2 separate regions of the Homo sapiens genome follow, and region 2 is linked to region 1. Evidence: chromatin loops called from intact Hi-C (ENCODE). Cell type or tissue: Calu3. All regions are shown on one strand. Region 1 overlaps CUBN (cubilin). Region 2 overlaps CUBN (cubilin).

The links. A loop is a pair of places that touch in the nucleus more often than their neighbours do. Peaks named below come from ENCODE experiments on the same cell type or tissue, not always from the same donor. Only the 100,000 strongest peaks of a DNase experiment are listed, where the experiment ranks them.
Region 2: a loop joins it to region 1, with 3 times the contacts of the local background. A loop is called at or near these places in 2 of 110 quality-filtered maps.

What each region holds. Positions count from the first base shown.
Region 1 is chr10:16,963,766-16,968,765 of GRCh38, reverse strand. The region is part of intron 31 of CUBN (cubilin); the gene reads left to right. Among named protein-coding and RNA genes, the nearest start is that of RSU1, 150 kb to the right of the region's middle. RefSeq lists an enhancer at 1-376. In Calu3, no CTCF peak of the experiment used is centred here; DNase peaks (open chromatin) are centred at 215 and 2,525.
Region 2 is chr10:17,113,081-17,118,080 of GRCh38, reverse strand. It overlaps CUBN (cubilin), which reads left to right. Exons shown (of 67, transcript NM_001081.4): 7 at 2,484-2,610; 8 at 3,892-4,054. Among named protein-coding and RNA genes, the nearest start is that of CUBN, 14 kb to the left of the region's middle. RefSeq lists an enhancer at 1,714-2,913. In Calu3, no CTCF peak of the experiment used is centred here; DNase peaks (open chromatin) are centred at 2,320 and 2,680.

The DNA.
Region 1 (5,000 bases):
CTGAGTATTAAAGTGACCTCTGACTGACAGTTAAATTGCTTAATTAGAGCCTTTCTTCTAAGTCTTCGATTCATGTAGCTCTGCAAGCTCTTATTGATCTCCTAGAAAGGCTGCTTGTAGCTCAGTGTGAGAGCAGGAAGAGGAAAGTCCGTTCAGCAGCACCAGCTGGCCCCTGGAGATTCCTGACCTCTGCTTCCAGCATCCTCTTTGCTCAGATCATTGGAATGTCTGCTTTGTGAGAATCAGCAAGGAGCAGCTCAAAGCAAGCCGACCATGGTCCAGGTCCTGCCTCTCATTTGGAGGAAAACACAAACGAGGGCTAACAGAGCCTGGTACCAAAAAGCAAAAGCAAAAGCAATATGATTAGTAACTTCTGAAGCTTTTTGTGGCTATCTAGGAGAAAGAAAGAAAAGTGTCTGATGTGATCCGGAAAAAAAAAAAATTCCCTGTGCTCCCACCCAAAGCTGCAATGTCTGTTGTTGTTCCATTATTCGACAATAAAATGCAGGGTGGAACAGGGCAGATACCTAACGCAGCATCCTCTTTTGTTGTATTTTTGTAATACACCACCCATGATGTGTTTCCTTTTAAAACACTGATGGTTTCCAAAGCAGAGCAAACAGACACAGGAATAATAGAACTCTGGGTTTCAAAGAGATGATGGAAACAAGTCTTCTTTAAATATTTACTGTTTTACAAACAAATCCATGACAGAAACCAGTCTCTCTCTCTCCCCTCCTCTTCCTCTCTCCCTCTCTTTTCCTCTCTCTCTCTTTTCCTCTCTCTCTCTCCCTGTCTTTCTGTCCCTCTTTCTTTCCCTCTTCCTCTTGCTCTCTCTCCCTCTCTTCCTCTTTCCCCCTCTCTCTCCCTCTGTCTCTCCTTCTCTCTCTCTCCCTGTCTCTCCTTCTCTCTCTCTCCCTCTGTCTCTCCTTCTCTCTCTCTCCCTCTGTCTCTCCTTCTTTCTCTCTCCGTCTCTCCTTCTCTCTCTTTCTCCCTCCTTCTCTTCTTATCTTTCCCTTTCTTTGTTCCTCTCTCTCCCTCTCCCTTTTTGTCTCTTTCTCTCTCTCCTCCCTGTATCTCTCTCTCACTCTCTCTTTCTTCCCTCCCTCCTTTACGCCCCACCACAGGAATTTTTGTTTCCATCTGATACTTGAGGATGATCTTTTTCAAACGTTTATCTTGTGACTTGCATTTGTATTAACATGCTTAGCTACTTTGCTTCCTGGTGCGGGTGTCTTATTAACAACCAAATGCTGAGCCAGTGCTTTGAATCTGCAAGATGAAGGAAGAGTTGAGTTGAAGCCACAGCTCTCAATCTGTGGACACGGGTTTGGTTTGGCTTGGTTTCCATTTCAGCTCAGACTCTCCTTAAATGTTTATTTGTGAAAGTAAAACGAGCATCTTAGATTTCTTCTCATGTCAACATTTCCAGGAATCTTTGAGTCAGTGCTCGCAACAACTGCAAGTTTTTAGAGTTTATAGTCTCTTGTAAGATGTGAAGACTGAGTGGGAGAGTGTAGAACAAAGAAATAGGGGTGAACGCATCGTGATATGAGATGTGGGGTTGTGAATTGAACTTAGTATTGAATTTCCAAGGAGCGTAACTGGAAAAAAATCACTGACAAAGGAAACTGATGCTTCCTCCTTCCTCAGCCCCAAGAAGAGATGCTATAATGAGTAATATTTTCATTTCCTTCCGCATTCACATTTATGACTGTAACAGCTTGTATAATTTCCTGAGGGATTTCCCTCCCTATCACTTAATGTTTCCTCTATTTTGGAGAAGTTCGTATTCCAAAGTGGCAATTCCATTAGCAGGTATACCGCCATATTATAACATGTGAAAATACCTCATGGACTCTCGATCCTCAAAATCACTTTGCACCTCCATGTGAATTATCTCTCCTGTGCCCTAAATGTCTTATTCTTCACCACATTTTTGCACCCTGCTAAGATCAAAGGCAATCCAGGGCAGGAGACCTGTGTTACCATCTGGAGTTAAAAATGTAGCAAAGCGGGACTGGCACAGTGGCTCATGCCTGTAATCCCAGCACTTTGAAAGGCCAAGGTGGGTGGATCATTTGAGGTCAAGAGTTCAAGACCAGCCTGGCCAACATGGTGAGACCCTGTCTCTACTAAAAATACGAAATGTAGCTGGGTGTACTGGTGCATGCCTGTAATCCCAGCTACTTTGGAGGCTGAGACATGAGAATTGCTTGAACCTGGGAGACAGAGGCTACAGTGAGCCGAGATTGCACCACTGCACTCCATTCTGGGCGACAGAGCGAGACTCTGTCTCAGAAAAAAAAAAATGTAGTAAAGCATAAGGGTCCAGGTGAGAAGGAGGCCACACTAGACCAGAGAATGGCGGTTGGACCAGAGAAGGACAAGGAGGAGCTTTATATCTGAATCCAGGAATAGAATCAAGTTTATGTGGCAACGATAGAAGTTCTGGGTTTATGTATTGACCCCAGACACTGTGCTCTTTGTTACCCATTCTGCTAAGTGAGCCATGCTGGGAATCCCATGCACGTTCACTGGAATGGAATGCAGGACAGATGCCAACCACTTGGAAAGCCACGGGAGCCCAATATAAGACTTTCTCAAATGCTACTGAGGATGCTTGATTGCAGGTTCAGATGCAAAGGATGGGGGACTCCCACCCTATTTCCAGAGCTGCTGTGGTTTTCTTTCTTGGAGACCGTGAATATCTCACTTAGCTTCACAGAATCATGGTCTCTCAACATTCTAACTGAATGAATACAACTTGATTTCACCTTTTCTCTAGGTTTAATCATACTTGGTCGGACGTCAGACAGATGGGGTTTGTATATTGGCTCTGCACTGCTAAGCGTGTGATTGGGCAAGTCATGTATGTTTTCAGAGCTCAGTTTTCCCTGCTGCAAAGTGGAACTGTAAGAATCAAATGTAAACAAATGTATTTAAGTACCTATCAGTGTCTGGTTCAGATAAGTATTTGCTGCTATTCCTAATTTTTCTATTACAATGACTCCTGCTTCTATTACTATTAACGCTATGTTAAAGATCTTAAGGAATCTTTTAAAAAAATTTTCTCCCTGAGCAAGATGAAACTTAGTAAACAAGATAAAAAATCCAGTAGAAAAAAATTCCTCACTTCCTACTTTCCAACAATCTCAGGGAATATATTCCTGTTTTTTTTTTTTTTTTAGAAATAAAAATACAGATATTACTGAGGAAGCTACAATTCATTTCCCCCTCAGTCATGAGGGGTGCAAACGATGACTGACATTTCAGTCAGGTGGTCACGAGCCATTTAATCACCCCAGGGTTTTGATTACAGCAGAGAGGGGCAGCCGCTGAAGTGCTCTGCATCACGTCCACGTCAATCACGTGGTCTTTAGTGCTTAGGCAAAGCATGCGTGATTACTGGTCTTTATTTCGTGCAATTTAAAAATGTATGCTCAGCTTTACTTTAGTATGTGATGTTACATTTTAGAAAGCGCACGCTGTGCACTGAGTTGTTTTGAGACTGAATGGAAGGAAGACACAAATGGAAGGCAGGGGAAATTTCAGGGTGTTGTAGTGGCCTAGGCAAGATGTAATGAGGCCCCACACCAAGACACCAGAGAGGGACATGGATGAAGTAGAGGGAAGGAGCCAAGCGATACATCGGACAAACAGATGTTAGAACATGCTGATCCACTACATGTAGCAGGGATGGGGGCGGTTCCCCAAACGGTCTGGCCGTTGGGTACATGCTTCCGGCATTTACTGTGGCAAGAAATGTAGGTAAGGGAGAAATGAGAGGGACAGGAAGAGGGCTTCAGTTTGAGACACTGATTTTCGGGGTTTGTGGAACATGGAAGAGATGATGTCTACGATACAGTTGTCTATACAAGCCTAGGGCTTAGGGGAGAGGACTGGGGCACAGTTGTAGATATTAGGCAATGAACAGATGCTTTGGAGATCTTAAAACAGAAGCCACGTCCATTAAACTTGATACATTCCTGGCGGCAGCAAGAGGCTAGATTAACTGGCGTTAGTAGCCATCTGGCTTGGGTGCTGCAGTGCTGTTATATGAATAGTGCCCTTTCATGTCTGTATGTAATCACTTATGCGTCCGAGTGATGAAACACTAAAGAACTTTTAATATAGATTTTATTTTTAAACCTTACATGCTCCTCATATTAAATTTGTAGAATACAGAAAAGAAGAAATAAGAAATTATTGCCATCCTTAGTATTACAATATAGATACAAGCTATTGAAATTTTGGTTTATTTCCCTCACAAACACACACATACAAATATATACACGCACTCATGTACACACAAACATGCATAGTTAAGATAATATTATATATAATTTTGTATCTTGCCTTTTTCACTTCATATTATTTGAAATTTTCTTAAATAGTTTCTTTGGCTAGTCAATGAAATGGACGTGCTGTAATTCAGTTAGCCACGCTTTATTATTAACCATTTGGATTATTAATGGGTTTTTTCTTTTCTTGTTATAACAATGCTATGAGGAGTATCTTTATATGTGAATCTTAGTACATTTCCTATTATTTCCTTTATATAGCTTTTCTTTTCTTTATTGAACACTCTACTATGAAATATTTTAAGTATGTAGAGAAATACCGACTATATAATGCATACAAAGTATATAACATACAAAAACTTCTCCCTGTCCAGACTGGCCAAATCTTCATATTTTGCCACATTTGCTTCAAGTTCTTTTGTTTTCTCCCAAACAGAAATGAACTGTTCAAGACACAGGTGAAGTCCCACATGCTCCTATCATTGATCCCATGCCCTGTTCCCCGTCCCAGAGGAAACTGCTAATGAGATTTCTGGTTTGTGATTCCCATGAAGGTTTTTATAGTTTTTTCATTATATGCATATATCCATACACACTATGAAATATTATTTTGCATATTTTAAGACTTTATGTACATCATGTCACACGCTACATATCCTTCTTCAACTTGCTCTATTCACTCATTATTCTGTTTTT
Region 2 (5,000 bases), 150 kb before region 1:
AGAGAGATAAAGAGAAAGGATTTAACTGCAGGTCCATGAACCAGAATCTCCTCTCAAATCTTATGTCATTTTGCAATAGTTAAGCACTTAGTGATAAAATAAAGACAATCTTCTTAGCACTTGCTACAGGGGAATGCCTGTAGACTGCAATATGACCATAATTCACAGAGATTACCACTATTATTTCATAAGAAATTGAGGCAGAGGGAGTTAGTACATTGTCTGGGTAAACAGTTAACAGGAAGGACCAAAATTTAAACCTAGGCAATCTTATCCCAGGGGTTTCCAAACACTCAGATCTCCCAGACATAGAAAATAGAAAGCTAGTAACAGTTGGTTTAAAGATTCTTCAGCAGGGTGCGGTGGCTCACGCCTGTAATCCCAGGACTTTGGGAGGCCGAGGTGGGCAGATCACCTGAGGTCAAGAGTTCGAGACCAGCCTCTACCTCTAGAAAAGAGACTTCTGCTAAATCAGTAACTAATCAATTGGTTTCACCACATGGTGAAAACCCATCTCTACTAAAAAAAGAAATAAAAAATTAGCCGGGTGTGGTGGCACGCACCTGTAGTCCCAGCTACTCGGGAGGCTGAAGCAGGAGAATTGCTTGAACCTGGGAGGCGGAGGTTGCAGTGAGCTGAGATCATGCCACTGCAGTCCAGCCTGGGTGACAGAGTGAGACTCCATCTCAAAAAAAACAAAAACAAAAATAAAAAAGATTCTTAAACATTGTTGGGAGGTGTTGGGACAGGTGGCAAAGTAAACTTTTAGTAATGAAGTCTCCTGGATCAAATGCTCAAATATGTGTATGAACTGTTTTAAAGTTCCATAATCCTCAAGAGTCTAATTAAATTCTCTATACAAATATTCTATGTAAAGATGGGAGGACAAAGAGGAAAGAAAACAATATGAGAAGGAAAGTAGAGAGAGATGCGGGGAATATAAATGTCTATGGGGGGGATGGATAATTCAATTTCTCTTTAATTTTAATCATTTATTGTTATTTTCCTATGACTTTATCTTAGTGAGCCGTTCCAAAGGCAACTTTGGAATGCTCAGAAATGTCATATATTAATGAATCAGCTTTTATGTAAATATATACTGATGTCGTAAATTGCATGGAACATATTTATACCAAAAAATATTCATTTATTGGAAACTCACATTTATTTGGGCATGCTGTATTTTTATTTGCTAAGTCTGGCCTCCCGACTTGAATGCATGGATGGTGCTCCCTGCATTCTTATTCTCCATTTCTGGCCACACTCATTGCTCTCCTCTTCCTTAGAAACTGCCAAAAAGCTGCCACCCCAGCAATTGGTTCTGGGGCCCACCACAGGCAAGCCGAATCCTGTGCCTGGAGGTTGGTTCTTGATGCCTTTCAAACAGTCAAATGCTAATTTCCCACAATGTCGTTCATACATTGTCATCCATGAACATTACTAAGCTCCTTGTACCTCACTGTGTCTTGTTAAAATAGCTCTTTTCCTTTGTAGAATGGCATGGGAGGGAGGCCTGGCCACGCAGGCACGCCCTGTTCCTTGTCTCTGACCCCTGGCACCAACAGTCATTTCCCCCATGAGAGCTTTTCTTGCCAATTCTGCTCAAGTCCGGCAATCGGCAACCTCTGGGCCTGGCCCTACCTCTCCATCAGATGTGCCCTGGCATGTGGGGATAGGCTTAGGCTTCTGGGACTCCTCTACCCTCCTCCTCCCCTAGCTCCCATGCTCAGATCATAGAAGTTCCCATTAAGCTGCAGAGATAAGGCTAAAGCAGCTTTAACAATGACAAGGGCTTAAAACAACATTGCTTATTTGATTATCATTGGACTTAAATCTTCTAGTAACAAAGCACCCACTGCTAGCTTACGCATAGTGTAATAATTACCACATTTTGTTGGAAATTCAAGTGTGGCTATGAAAGAAATGCCACTGTATTATATTATATAACTACGCTTTTTATGGATAGAAGACATATTGCCCTTTGTAAGATAATAATAATGATCATAGACTGTGAGGTGTGGACACTGGATTGCGTGTGGGGTTATATAATCCTAGAGAGCATTCAGAGTTATCAGTGTAGCCCACGTTGCCTGTGCTTCATGGCAGGTCCAATTGGACAGATGATGAATGGATTTGCTGATCTCTCCCTTTACCTTCTTGAACTAACTCCATTACCTTTGGCTTATACACATCTGACCTTTGAAAATGCTGTTTGATGACCTGATAACACAAGAATTTATAGTGCTAGGCTTACCAGATAATAAGTTGTGATTCACCAACATTGTATTTACTCAATCCACCACTTGGAGCACAGCAGAGTGATTTTCTCCCGAGACTCCAGTCAGTAAATTTGCATTGCTGGCTGACGATTCCAAGTTAACATCGTTGATTTGTAATTTGAATTATTTTTCTCATTGATATTAAGAGACAGGCACTGGCCCCAAAGCGCGTGCCCTGACATTGTGCTCTTGTGTAACCAACAGTTGTCACTGCCCACCTGAGACGTACGGACCCCAGTGTGCATCCAAATATGACGACTGTGAAGGGGGTTCTGTGGCACGCTGTGTCCATGGCATCTGTGAGGATTTAATGCGAGAGCAAGCTGGAGAGGTGGGTCCCTTCCCCAAATGTGCCTCCTTGCAGAGAGCCATGGTTAGTAGCTCCTCCTCCTCCTATGCCCACTGCATACAAGCACTACCTGGAGCTTACAGAGGTGAAGTCACTTCCTGTCTGTAAGTAGGACATAGGCGAGGAGGGGAGATGAACTATGCAGGAAGTAGGACCCAGAGATTAAGATGTCATTATGTAAAATAGGATTTTTTTTTTTTTTTTTTTTTGAGATGGAGCCTCACTCTGTCACCCAGGCTGGAGTGCAGTGGCACGATCTCAGCTCACTGCAACCTTCACCTCCCAGGTTCAAGCAATTCTCGTGACTCAGCCTCCTGAGTAGCTGGGATTACAGGAGCATGCCAACATGCCTGGCTAATTTTGGTATTTTTAGTAGAGACGGGGTTTTGCCATGTTGGCCAGGATGATCTCGAACTCCTGACCTCAGGTGATCCACCCGCCTCAGCCCCGCAAAGCGCTGCGATTACAGGCATGAGCCACCGTGCCCGGCCGAAATGGGACCATTTTTATTATCCCGTCATGACTCTCTCTGAGATAAGACCTTCTCTTGGCCTTGTAAGTTTTATTTTAACAGTGACAAAACACAGGAATATAAAAGGACCAGTCTTGTTGGCAACATGTGGTTTCAAGGAGTCTGACTTTTCCCGGCCTGGGTCTCTGGAACTGCTGCAGACTCTAAGAGCCCACTCCCCAGAACGACCCTCCATGCCCTGCGTCCTGATGACTTTGACTCCTGACCCTCAAGGTTGTCCAGTCTTGGCTGGCTTGGCTCTTCATGAGAACTTCAATTCTTTATTTTTAGTTGTATTTTTTCTACCCATGTGATGGAAAATAATTCCCGTCCAATGATGGGGATGGAAGGGTTGAGGAGGTGGGTAGGAGGAAGAACTTTCCAAAGAAAAACAAACGGAATTGATTTTCCAAGGTCTGTGCCTACATGGGTGTTTTTCCCTCTAAAAACATAGCAGGCTGAGTTGATTGACTTTAATTATATTGACTTACAGTTCTTGATTGTTGTTACTCTTTCCCTGGCATCTTTGGGAGAAATTATAGCTTGCTTTTACTCTGAAATAAAGATGTTTCCCTTTTTGCATGGTCTGGTCTAAATGCTTAATCATATGGGAAGAAAAAGAGAAGCCAGTGGATTGGCCTTATGGAAATGAACGTTAGAGGATAAACAGTTAGGGGCTTGATGAAATGTTCAAAGGCTTTTCTTGCTGATTTTCATGATTGTCTTTATTCACGCTGTTGTCATCCTGCCAGCCCAAGTACAGCTGCGTCTGTGATGCTGGGTGGATGTTTTCACCCAACAGCCCTGCCTGCACGCTGGACAGAGACGAGTGCAGCTTCCAGCCCGGGCCTTGCTCCACACTTGTGCAGTGTTTCAACACTCAAGGCTCTTTCTACTGTGGGGCCTGTCCAACAGGTACATTCTCAGGGCCACAAGCCAGGCTCTGCATGCCAGGTTGGCGAGGTGCCAGAACCAATTTTCTTTCACTATTGATGAGTAAGAAGACAATTCTTAGGAGGTGTTCAAATCCAGTTTTGTGTCCTGGTTCTGCTCGACGATCTCACTGCTATCACAATTCCACGTCAAAAGGGGGAGGCTTGTCCAAAACTGTGCTAGAGTCAGACTTTGGGGCAAGGTTAGCCATAGAATTTGTAAGTTAGACACTGCATTGCAGTGACCACCAACTGACCAGATTTGAGATCAAAAGAGATACTCTAGTCCCACCTTTCATACTAACCAGATGTTTGTACACATGGGGAAATTATTTGACCTCTTTGCATCTCCACCACAGTCTAGTAGCTCTTGCCTGGGTGTGTCATTAGAGTATCTTGCGGCCTTGACCTAAACAGAGGTATCCAGCTCCATTATGCCCTGCAGCAACTGAATCTCCAGGGATGCCATATGTTGAGTCATGGAAAACATGGGCTCCGTTAGTCAAAGACTGCCTGTGTTTGAATCCGAGGGCATCTTTTGTTTTATGAGATAGTCATCATATATTCCACACATTTTTTTTTTTGTAGGATGCCTACTATGAGCAAAGCACTGTGCTGGGTGCATTGGTAGGCAATTAGCCAGACCTCAGGTTCATCTGCGCTCCAGGGATGTTCTTAGAAATGGAGCCACAAAGATAATGTAATAATAGTAGCTGGTTTTGTTTTGTTTTGTTGTTGTTGTTTTGAGACAGAGTCTCTCCCTGTCACCCAGGCTGGAGTACAGTGGCATGATCTCAGCTCACTGCAACCTCCACCTCCTGGGTTCAAGCGATTCTCCTGCCTCACCCTCCCGAGTAGCTGGGATTACAGGCACACCTCACCACACCCGGCTAATTTTTGTATTTTTAGTAGAGATGGGGTTTGCCATG